Regions from separate parts of the Homo sapiens genome. Here region 2 is linked to region 1. The links are chromatin contacts, found by Hi-C or POLR2A ChIA-PET in ENCODE. All regions are on one chromosome and are shown on one strand. Each heading gives the region's core, a stretch centred on a gene start or an enhancer-like site at or near the end of the contact. The rest is flanking DNA. Distances are from core to core; before and after follow the strand shown. Region 1 has its middle 430 kb from the start of LINC02165. Region 2 has its middle 520 kb from the start of LINC02165.

Region 1 (5,140 bases), core at 289-2,788:
TTGCAGTGAGGTTTGAAATAATTAAAATATGAAAAGTACTTATACCATATCCTGGCATGTAGTAAGAGCTCTGTAATTGTGTTTATTGTCGTCATTCTCCTCTATTGCTTTTTTCCACCCCACATCTCCACTTTTTTTCTTTAAAGAGATTCTCAGGAAACTTGAGGCTATGTGATAGGGATCTGGAGAGGTGGAGATCCAGTCTGCTACCAAGCGTTTGAAGAAGTAGCTGAGAAAAGCATAGGGCAATGGTGGGAGATGTAATAAGGCCAAAACAGATGTAGTGAGCTTCCTGAAAATTGGGATCAGGAAGGAGAAAGGAACAATGAAAGGGAGGGAGAGAGGAAGAAGGGCAAGGAGGCAGAAAGAGATATCCTGGATAAACAATAGTGAAGAATGGTACATTCCTTGAGAGGCTACATGCTGAGTGGCTATATCACCCTAATGTATCATGATCATAATATATAAGCAAAACAGATTTTTTTTTAACCTCACTATGTTTTAGGGGAAAAAAACACAAGTAAAGCATCAAAACTATAGTTTAATAGATAACATTGCTTAGATTGAGGCACAACTATTTTACACTAAAAACTTTTTAAAAATACATAATTTGATCATAGTGCAGAAGATGTTTAAACGACCCAAGTTTGCAGAACATAGATGGAGTAGTTAAGAAAACATCGGCCGGGCACAGTGGCTCATGCCTGTAATCCAGCACTTTGGGAGGCCGAGGCAGGCGGATCACTTGAGGTCAGAAGTTCTAGACCAGCCTGGCCAACATGGTGAAACCCTGTCTCTACTAAAAATACAAAAATTATCTGGGCATGGTGGCACATGCCTGTAATCCCAGCTGCTGGGGAGGCTGAGGCAGGAGAATCACTTGAACCTGGGAGGCAGAGGTTGCAGTGAGCTGAGATCACACCACTGTACTCCAGTCTGGGCGAAGAAGCAAGGCTCTGTTTCAAAAAAATAAATAAAAAGAAAAGAAAGAAAAAGAAAGAAAAGAGAACATTTCGGCCATCTGCCATCTGACAGTCTTAGGTTTGAACCCCTACATGAACCCTTGCTTGCTGGGTAAATCTATTTAAGTTACACCATTTCATAAAATCTCAGCGATCTCCTGCATAAAACGATTATATAAAATAAGCTAATATATTTAAATTGTGTATAATTATATAGTAGGTAGTTGCAAAGATTGAGATCTGGCATGTAAAGTATATGGAAAGTTCTCAGTGTCCTGCTGTCATTTCACAGCAGAATCCTCCTGCTCCTGGGGAGACCTGAGTCAAGGTTGCCTTCACCAAATCATTTTAAAGCAATTTCAAGGCTTTCAGTCTGCAAAAGCAGCATTTTCCTTGGGGTCAGAGTTGCTTGGAGAAAACTTTCCAGGGCTGCATGAAACCCAGCCCTGGCTGGGTATTAGAGGCATCTCCTGCTCTGCACAGCCAAACCAGGTCAGGCCACCTACATGGCCTGGCATCCCTGTGTGGCGAGCATAATCCATTAGCTTCCTGACACCGGCAATGGGCCTCTGGGATCCTGTGTGACTCACTCCCCACTGCAGTTTCATCATAACTTGTAGAAGCTTGAATTTCAACACCTGCTTGACTCACAAATGAGCAGGAGCTGCTGCTTTTGCCCTCAGCTAGAAGTATAGCTAGAGAACAACTTTTGGAGATTCCTTGTATCTGACCCTTTAGGGTAGGCTTGCAGAAGCCCTAACTTGAAGTAAGGATAATAATATTGACTTGTTTGCCCAAAGCCTCCATAAGTCTAGAGTTCACAAGAAAATATTTGCTTTCTCATTTCCTACTCTTCTGCTGAAATAATCAAAAGAAAAAGGTCACTGTGGTCTTGGACACTGTGTCCTTTCATCACTGTTAACATTGCAATTAAGGATACCTTGATTTGAAAAAAAATATTTTATCGATTGATTGACTGATTGAGACAGAGTCTCACTCTGTCACCCAAGCTATGTTGCAGTGGTGCAATCTTGTCTCACTGCAACCCCTGCTTCTAGGTTCAAGCAATTCTCCTGCCTCAGCCTCCCGAGTAGCTGGGACTACAGGTGCATGCCACCATGCCCAGCAAATTTTTGTATTTTTAGTACAGACAGGCTTTCACCATGTTGGCCACACTGGTCTCAAACTCCTGACTTCGGGTGACCTGCCTGCCTTGGCCTCCCAAAGTGCTGGCATTACAGGCGTGAGCCATCACTCCTGGCAAAAGAAAAAGGAAAAAAAAATATTACATTTCACATTTCATAAACAACACATTTTCTCCAATTATACAATGTAATATACCATAAACAATTGTGGCATTAAATCCTATGAGTGTCAGATATACAAAATTAATGATATTTATGGAACACATGAATAAAGAATGACACTATTCTATTTTTATAAAAAAATAAATTTACATATTAGATGCTATGTGAAAGAGCTGTATAATCATCATAAAATTAAATAATTATGTTATCTCCAGCTTACACACATGCAAATGGAAGATCTGAATCTGTTTAATTCCAAAGACCTGCTTTTTCTACTGTGACATCAAAATAGCCATTATCAAAATACTAGTAATTTGGTGGTCTTATTAAGTGATATACATGCCAGGAAAGTTAAAAAAAAAAATTGAGATTTGACTGTTTGCAGGCATCGCTGGATTCTCATTATTCTTAATCTTTTAAGAATGTCATGGAATGAAAAAGTGGGAAAGGACCCAGGTATCATTTAGTCCAATGATTATGATTCAGCTGTCCTGGGTGTTGTCCAGAAACTGACTTGTTTTTTTTTTTTGTTTTATTGTTGTTGTTTTTAACTTTGCCAATTGATGTTTGACCAAATTTAAGGCCATAAACAGGCCTCAGAGCAACAGTCTCAAAGCTGTTCTCTAATCATCATCGTCATCATCAGCAGCCGCAGCAGCTAGAAACTTGTTAGAAATGCAACTTTCTTGGGATTCACCCCAGAATGCTTGAACTAGTAATTCCAGGAGTGTTGCCAACAACCTGTGTTTTCTCAAGCACCATACATTATTCTTAAGCATGCTCAAATTTGAGAATCACTGCCAGAGAGTATAAGGAACAATAGGAATATAAGAGGAGAAGAAGTGGAGGTGACGCTCATTGATCTTCTCTAGAATGCCCTGGTGACAACAAGGCAACAGAAGACACACATCTTGCTTCCTCTTTCTCCTCTAAAGTCAGTAGAAAACAATCCTGTAAGTGTCTACTTCCCTATCCAGGGATCTACTCCCTCCCTCTTCCCAGTGTTACAGAGATTTTAACTGTATATATACTTGAAGAAGAGGTTTTAGATTAAAAATGCCTATTTTCAAATAATTAAACCAGATTTTTAATGTTCCCAGCACAAAAAAAAATGATAAATGTTTGAGTCGATGGATGTGCTAATTGAGTTGATAGCTATGCCTTGATTTGATCATTATACCATTATACAATGTATACATGCATTGAAATATACTATACCTCATAAATATGTACAACTTTGGGGCATCAATTAACACTACTAATAAAGCAAAAAAAAAAAAAGATGCTTAGCTACTCCTGTTTTTTATCTGGCTCATAAAGCCAGTGATGGAAGGAAAAAGACAAAGTGTTCATGGTGTGGTTCTGGAAAGATTTTGGACTGACTTGGATTTGAGTCTTGGCTCAGCCACTTAGTGTAGTAACCTAGGCAAGCTGTCCGACCTCTCTGAGCCTTGTTAGATAGGGACACTGTGATCTGCCTGACAGCTACAGTACCTTGGTGTCTTTTTCAAGGATGGGTATTTCTCATTGTACCATGAGGAATGGGCCAGGGAAATTTACCTCATGGCTTCTGCTTCATTTCAACATCCACATGGTAATTATGAGACAGCCTCAAACTCAGTGATCTGAAGTCCATCCTGAGCTTCCGTAGAACTTCTATGGACTTTGCCCTTATGTCAAACAGTACCCACCAACACAGACTTATACATTCTTTTACTTAAAGTGCTTGAAGCATGCTCAAATCAATGCAGGTAAAAGATTAACTAAAAAAAAAAAAAAAAAAAAAACTCTTGGGTCTAACTCTACTCATCCCTTGTGACACCCAAGATGGGTGGAGGAGGAGGATCATACACCATATCTTAGGTTTCTGAAGTTTATCCATATGGACCATCCTCCATCCTCTAATGCCCTATAGTTCTCTAATCTTCTCCTGCCTCTTCTTTCATCTACTCTTATTTAAGAACACTTTTCTTCTTCCCCAGAGAAACTCAACTTCTCATGAACTGAGAAAGGACTCCTGGCCATTTTGTAATCTTTGAATCAGGTAAATCCTATCATGTCCAGCCTGAACACCATGCTAATGGAGTGCAGACTCTGCCCAGACTTCTAGGGCTTTGTAGAGTGTGGTCCTGCATGGTGGAAAGAGTGCAAAAGCTACACATGCAGTCAAGTCTCTGCCCATTCATGGTTGTGGTCAGATTCTTCCTGAAATTTTGAGGAAGAGACTGATCTAGACAGAGTCAACATTTCTTTGCTCAGAAGACAATACAGTCTATTTCCAAATAAGAAAAGTATGTTCCTGGTATTAATGTGATTTTGACCACTCCCCCCTCTTAACTCTGATATTATTGAGTTACTCTGGCTGTGTCCCAGACCCCTGGGGGGAATTTTCAATAGTACCAGTGTGCCCTCCACAGCCCAATCAAATCAGAATGTCTCGGGGTGTGGAATCTTAGCATGAGAGCTATTTAAAAAGCTCCCCAGGTGACTTTAAAATGTAGCAGGATTTGGGAAGCCATTAAAGTAGAACATTAGTCTACTTCCCAGCCTGCTTTTATGGCAAGACCTCCAAAAGAAGCTGAGAAAAGTCCTGATTAACTCATTTATCTCTGAGTACATTCTCGCTAACCTCCCAAATTCATCACGTAGAAGGATAGGATGGAGCAAACACCTAACACTTTGCATCAATTAAAGTTGTTCAGATTAAGTAAATTATGTATATCAGGGACACCAGCACCAGCATATCTTGCATATAATTGGTAAAGAATAAATTATGTATTTCCATCTTTTCCTCTAGCTCTCCATAAGAAAGAAAAAAGAAAATGACTTAGCATTGACAAGGCATTGCAAGGACTTTGGAGCCACTTCAGA
Region 2 (5,063 bases), core at 1,856-4,355, 90 kb before region 1:
CTTCTTTCCTTCCTGTTTGCCTTTCTTTCTTTCTTTTTTCCATCTTCTCTTCACAGATACAAATTTACCACTTACTATATGTATACTGGGAACATAATAAGGAACAAAGGGACATTATTACTGCAGATTTTATATTTTTCTGAAGACAATATTTTCTGAAGAAAGCAAGAAATAATAATACAATTAGTGATAAATGATATAAAAAATAAAAACCTGGGATTCAAACTTAATCAATTCTACCTAAGAAGTTCAAAACAAAGTCTTCTTAGGATTGGTGTTTTAACCAAGTCTTAAAGGATGAGGATGAGTAACTCCATACATATGCAAGACTTCTAAATATTAATAAGAGAAACCTACAACTACCTTGTTGCTCAAACCTGAAACTGTGATTCCTCTATTGCTCACTCTCTTTGTAACATCTATCACCTTGTCAATGTCAGTCCAGGGCCTAACCAGGAAAATAAAATCCACTGTGAGTACAGTTGGCCCTCTAAATCCGCAGGTTCCACACTGACAGGTTCCACATTCTCCAGGAATTCAACAAACTACACATCAGGAATATTTTTTAAAATAATAATACTGTAACAATAAAAAATAGTACAAATAAAATACAGTGTAACAACTATTCACATAACATTTACATTGTTAGGTATTATAAGTAATCTAGAAATGATTTAAAGTATACAGGAAGATGTGTGCAGGTTGTATGCTTACACTATGCTGTTTTATATGTAGCAAAGTATAAAATAGCATAGCATTTTATACTGTGGATTTAGGTATCCATGATGTCTCAGACTCAATCCCCTGCTGATTTCCAGGGATTATTGGACTTAGAACAAGGCAATTTAGCCAGGAATTTGTAATACTGGTGGTAGATAAACTGAAAGCCAAGAAAACAATATACAGCCACCTAGGAACACAGGAAATTTCTACCACACTTTGGCTGGTAAAACAGGTGGGATTTCCATGGCTTTTCCCAGAAGCCATGTAGGGTACATAGATGCATCTGAGGATGGAGGTAGGAAGCAGAGAGAGGTCAGGTGAAACACTCCTGTACTCCTTATTTCTTTTTATCCAAATCTCTTAATTGTAACTCCATTGATTGAGAATCTCGATGACCAAAAAGCCTTAAAAATTAAGCCTACTGGAGATAGTCACAGCTCCATTCTTGCAATAAAAAGCAGAGCAGGGGAAGATTTCAGGATGAAGCTGAGGACAAAAAGTATTGGTGTCTCACATAGTTTTAACTCAAAATGATACCGAGACTAATTCACTTCACTCTATTTCTGTACCCCGGTCTGAGTCATCATTGGCCCACAACAATCTTTTAGCTGCCCTGTTTGGTTTAGTCTGATGCCCTGACAATGGAATACACAGAGCTTTTAGAGGGAATGAATGAATGAAGCAATCAATCAATTAATGACATCAATGAAATGTTAGTGGATATGGTGGGCAGGTGGGGGGAGTGAATTTTAATATCAATATGCTGTATGATAATCCTGATTTACCAATTTGCAGCAAAATCACAAACTTCTCTCAACCTCTATTCATTATTGGTAAAATATCCACAACCACTCTCCATCAGGAATGATAAAAGATAACACAATCTCTTGGAGGCAAAATTGCTTACACCAAAAACAGTGTGATACCATGGAAAAGTCAAAATCATTTGTCTCATGGTTATCTATGTTTGACTCTTCACTCTGCTATTTACTATTCATGCTATTGCTTAATCATTCTGAGCCTTAGCTTTCTCATGTTTACCATCTGTATTTCTCTACTTTTTTTCAGGATTTTTTTTTAAATTTTAAGGTGATATATAATACATATACATATCTGGAGGGTACATGTGATATTTTGATACATTCATATGAATTGTAAATATCAAAGCAGAGTGACTGGAAATATCCATCACCTTAAATATTTATATTTTCTTTATGCTAGGAATATTTGAATTATTCTCTTCCAGCTATTTTGAAAGGTGCAGTAGATTATTGTTAACTGTAGTCACCCTACTGATCTATCAGACACTCGGTCTTATTTCCTCTATCTATCTGTGTATTGGTGCTCATTAATCAACCTCTCTTTATCCCATACCCCAACCCTTCCTAACTTCTGGTAACCAACAATCTGCTCTCTGTCTTCAACAGATGCTGAAAAAGCATTTAATAAAATTAATCATCCATTCATGATAAAAAATAATTCCTCCACAAACTGGGATAGAAGGAACATACTTCAAAAAAAAGAGGCCATATATGACAACCCCACAACTAACACCATGCTGAACAAGAAAATAAAATGAAAGCCTTTCCTCTAAGATCTGGAACAAGACAAGGATGCCTAGTTTTACTTTTGTTTGACATAATACTGGAAGTCTTAGTCAGAGCAATTAGGCAAGAGAATAAAAAATAAGGAGCATCCAAACTGAAAAGAAAGAAGTTACATTATCCCTGTTTTCAGATGATATGATCTTATATTTAGAAAAACTTAAAGACTTTACCAAAAACTATTAGAACTGATTAAAAAAATCAGTAAAGTTGCAGGATACAAGATCAATACACAAAAAACAGTTGCATTTGGACATGCCAACAGTGAACAATCTGAAGAAGAAATCAAAAAAGCAACCCCATTTATAATAGAGTCAAAAAGATGAAATATCTAGGAATTAGTTTAACCAGAAAGGTGAAAGATCTGTACAAGAAAAGCTATAAAACAGCGATGCAATAATTTGAAGAGAGCACAGAACCATGAAAAGATTCCATGATCATGATTGGTAGAATTAATATTGTTAAAATGACAATTCTTCCCAAAGCAATTTACAGATTTGATGAAATTCCTATCAAATTACCAATGACATTCTTCACAGAATTAGAAAAAAATAATCCTACAATTCATATGGAAACACAAAAGACCCCAAATAGTCAAAATAATTCTGAGCAAAAATAACAAAGCTAGGGGGTGTCACACTCCCTGACTTCAAAATACACTTTGCAAGCTCCATTTTCACCCTCTTGGAATACTTCCCTGGGCCTGCCATTTGAGGAAACTGATCTAGTCTGCTGGAGAATGAGAGGTCATGTGGAGGAGAATGGAGGTGCCTCAGCAGACAGTCAGCTCAAACTACCAGACGTGCAAATGAGAGGATCTGGCAGCTTCTAGGACAGCCAATCCTGCTGATAAATGCAATGCAAGAAGGAATCCAGGTAAAAATAGTGGAGAATCTCTTAACCACTTCACATACTTATGATAAATAATTGCTGTTCGTAGCCACTAAGTTGTGGAGTGGCTTGTTAGATAACAATAGTTAACTGAAACAGTCTCCATATGTTATCAAATGAAATCACTTATTATTGAGAAAGTACTAATAGCATCATTATTAATTGTTAAATAGTTATTAATGTTATTATTGACATGATAGCATTATCATATTATAAATTTTAAAAAATAAAGGCATATTTTAAGAGCTATTTCAACTGGCTATGTGTTAAATTGTGATTTCAACATTATACTTCGAGGAGCAGGGTCCAATTGCAATTTTTATTTCTTAGTCTTCCTGCTCCTCCACTGCTCAGCGTGTTATCTCATTCATAGTAGTTACCCATACATATTATTTAATTTGAAGGAATATTAAAAAGTGTACTTTATAGAAATTAAAATCCATTTTGTTTCCAACATTGGAAAACAGACTTTTTATGTAAAACCTACTGAAGGAGAATTTAGATGGCATAAGCCACTTTGCTGATGTTTGGAAGAACGACGGGACAGGCAATTGAATGCTAGATTCAAGGTCAAAGCTTTGCCCCACTTGTCCTGAGACCATTTCTTGTTCTTCTTTGGAAGAAGTCTCTTGAAAGTCATCTGCATAGCCAAACTTAGAGAGCACTCTTATCTAAAAGGAACTGCTTGTCTTCATCTATGACTCAGATTATTTCTTTGCATATTAAATTACAAGAGACAGTTCCAGCTGGATCCATCAATGTATTTATAACTCAGCCACACAATCTTCCTCCAGGCAGAAAACTTGGCACATGGGCTTTCAGCCTGGCTGCAGCATTCAAAGATGAGAACAAAAAATAATCACAGCAATTTTTATATCAAATTTTATTTAAATTCTGAATATAATAGGATAATTTCAATCTCCTGGCACACAGTAAGTCACCATTTTCACCAAAGGAGGGAGTGAGAGGGGCAGTTGAGGAACTCACCAAGAGTCACAATATAATTTCTCCACCTACCTTAGATTCTATTCTCAATGAACAATCTTTGGTAACAACGGTGAGAATGTCCTGTGAATTCTGGAAAAGAAAGGAGTGATGACATTCATTAATGGTCTGGCATAATGTCTAGCACAAAATCTAGACCACTGTACTGGGTGCTATGTATACACTGTCTCATTAATCAGTGAAATAGATTAGATTTTCTTCCTATAAGAAAGTAGCTCTTGAAGACAGCAAGACTTTTTTTTAATTGGAAAAAAAAGAAAAAATTTGCCTTTGACAAATTAGTTAGCACGTTTAGTGCACAGATTCATTTTCTACAATTTGTTTAGAGCTTTGTTTCCTGTAGAAATTATATAAGTAATTATATACACATGTCACTTAAAGTGCTCTTATATAAAAGAAATTGCTTGTGCATGTATATTAGTCATAAACATCTGTATTTTTATTTAGCATGTAACAGAAAACCAAACTGAAAGTGGTCTAAACAGAAAAGTGATTTGTTTAGTCATGTAACTAAATATTCAGGAATAGATCTCTATCTTCAGTTGTACCTTGAACGTGATCATGGAATTCAGAATCTCTCTCTATTTCTCTGGCCATCTCTGATATTGAAATCCTTCTCCCCTCGTAGTTCCAAGATTAAGTCATTCTATACCTAGAAATTCTAGCAGAAAAGAATCTTTTATTTCCCAATAAATTAAATTAAAATGCTTAATTATCATTGGCCTATTATAAGGCATTGAGCCGTGACAAAACTAATTGCTGTAGCCAAATGAGGGATTAGACTGAGAAGCCCAACCTGGATCCTATGAATTCTAGTAAGATCTATGTATTAGTTAATAT

What was found. Hi-C counts contacts between places; a loop is a spot of excess contacts on that map. ChIA-PET counts read pairs that join two places held with the same protein, here RNA polymerase II (POLR2A).
Region 2: a loop to region 1 is called in a map of gastrocnemius medialis, with 4 times the contacts of the local background. The contact joins two enhancer-like sites. A Hi-C loop is called at or near these places in 4 of 168 maps with a recorded cell type or tissue (gastrocnemius medialis, heart right ventricle and right cardiac atrium). POLR2A ChIA-PET finds 5 or more read pairs at or near these places in 1 of 52 experiments (naive thymus-derived CD4-positive, alpha-beta T cell).

Annotation. Positions count from the first base shown.
Region 1 is chr16:64,157,954-64,163,093 of GRCh38, reverse strand. No RefSeq gene overlaps it. Among named protein-coding and RNA genes, the nearest start is that of LINC02165, 430 kb to the right of the region's middle. Within about 2 kb of position 1,538, at least 3 of the 41 ENCODE cell types and tissues checked have a DNase peak (open chromatin) inside an H3K27ac peak, as active enhancers do.
Region 2 is chr16:64,249,958-64,255,020 of GRCh38, reverse strand. No RefSeq gene overlaps it. Among named protein-coding and RNA genes, the nearest start is that of LINC02165, 520 kb to the right of the region's middle. Within about 2 kb of position 3,105, at least 2 of the 41 ENCODE cell types and tissues checked have a DNase peak (open chromatin) inside an H3K27ac peak, as active enhancers do.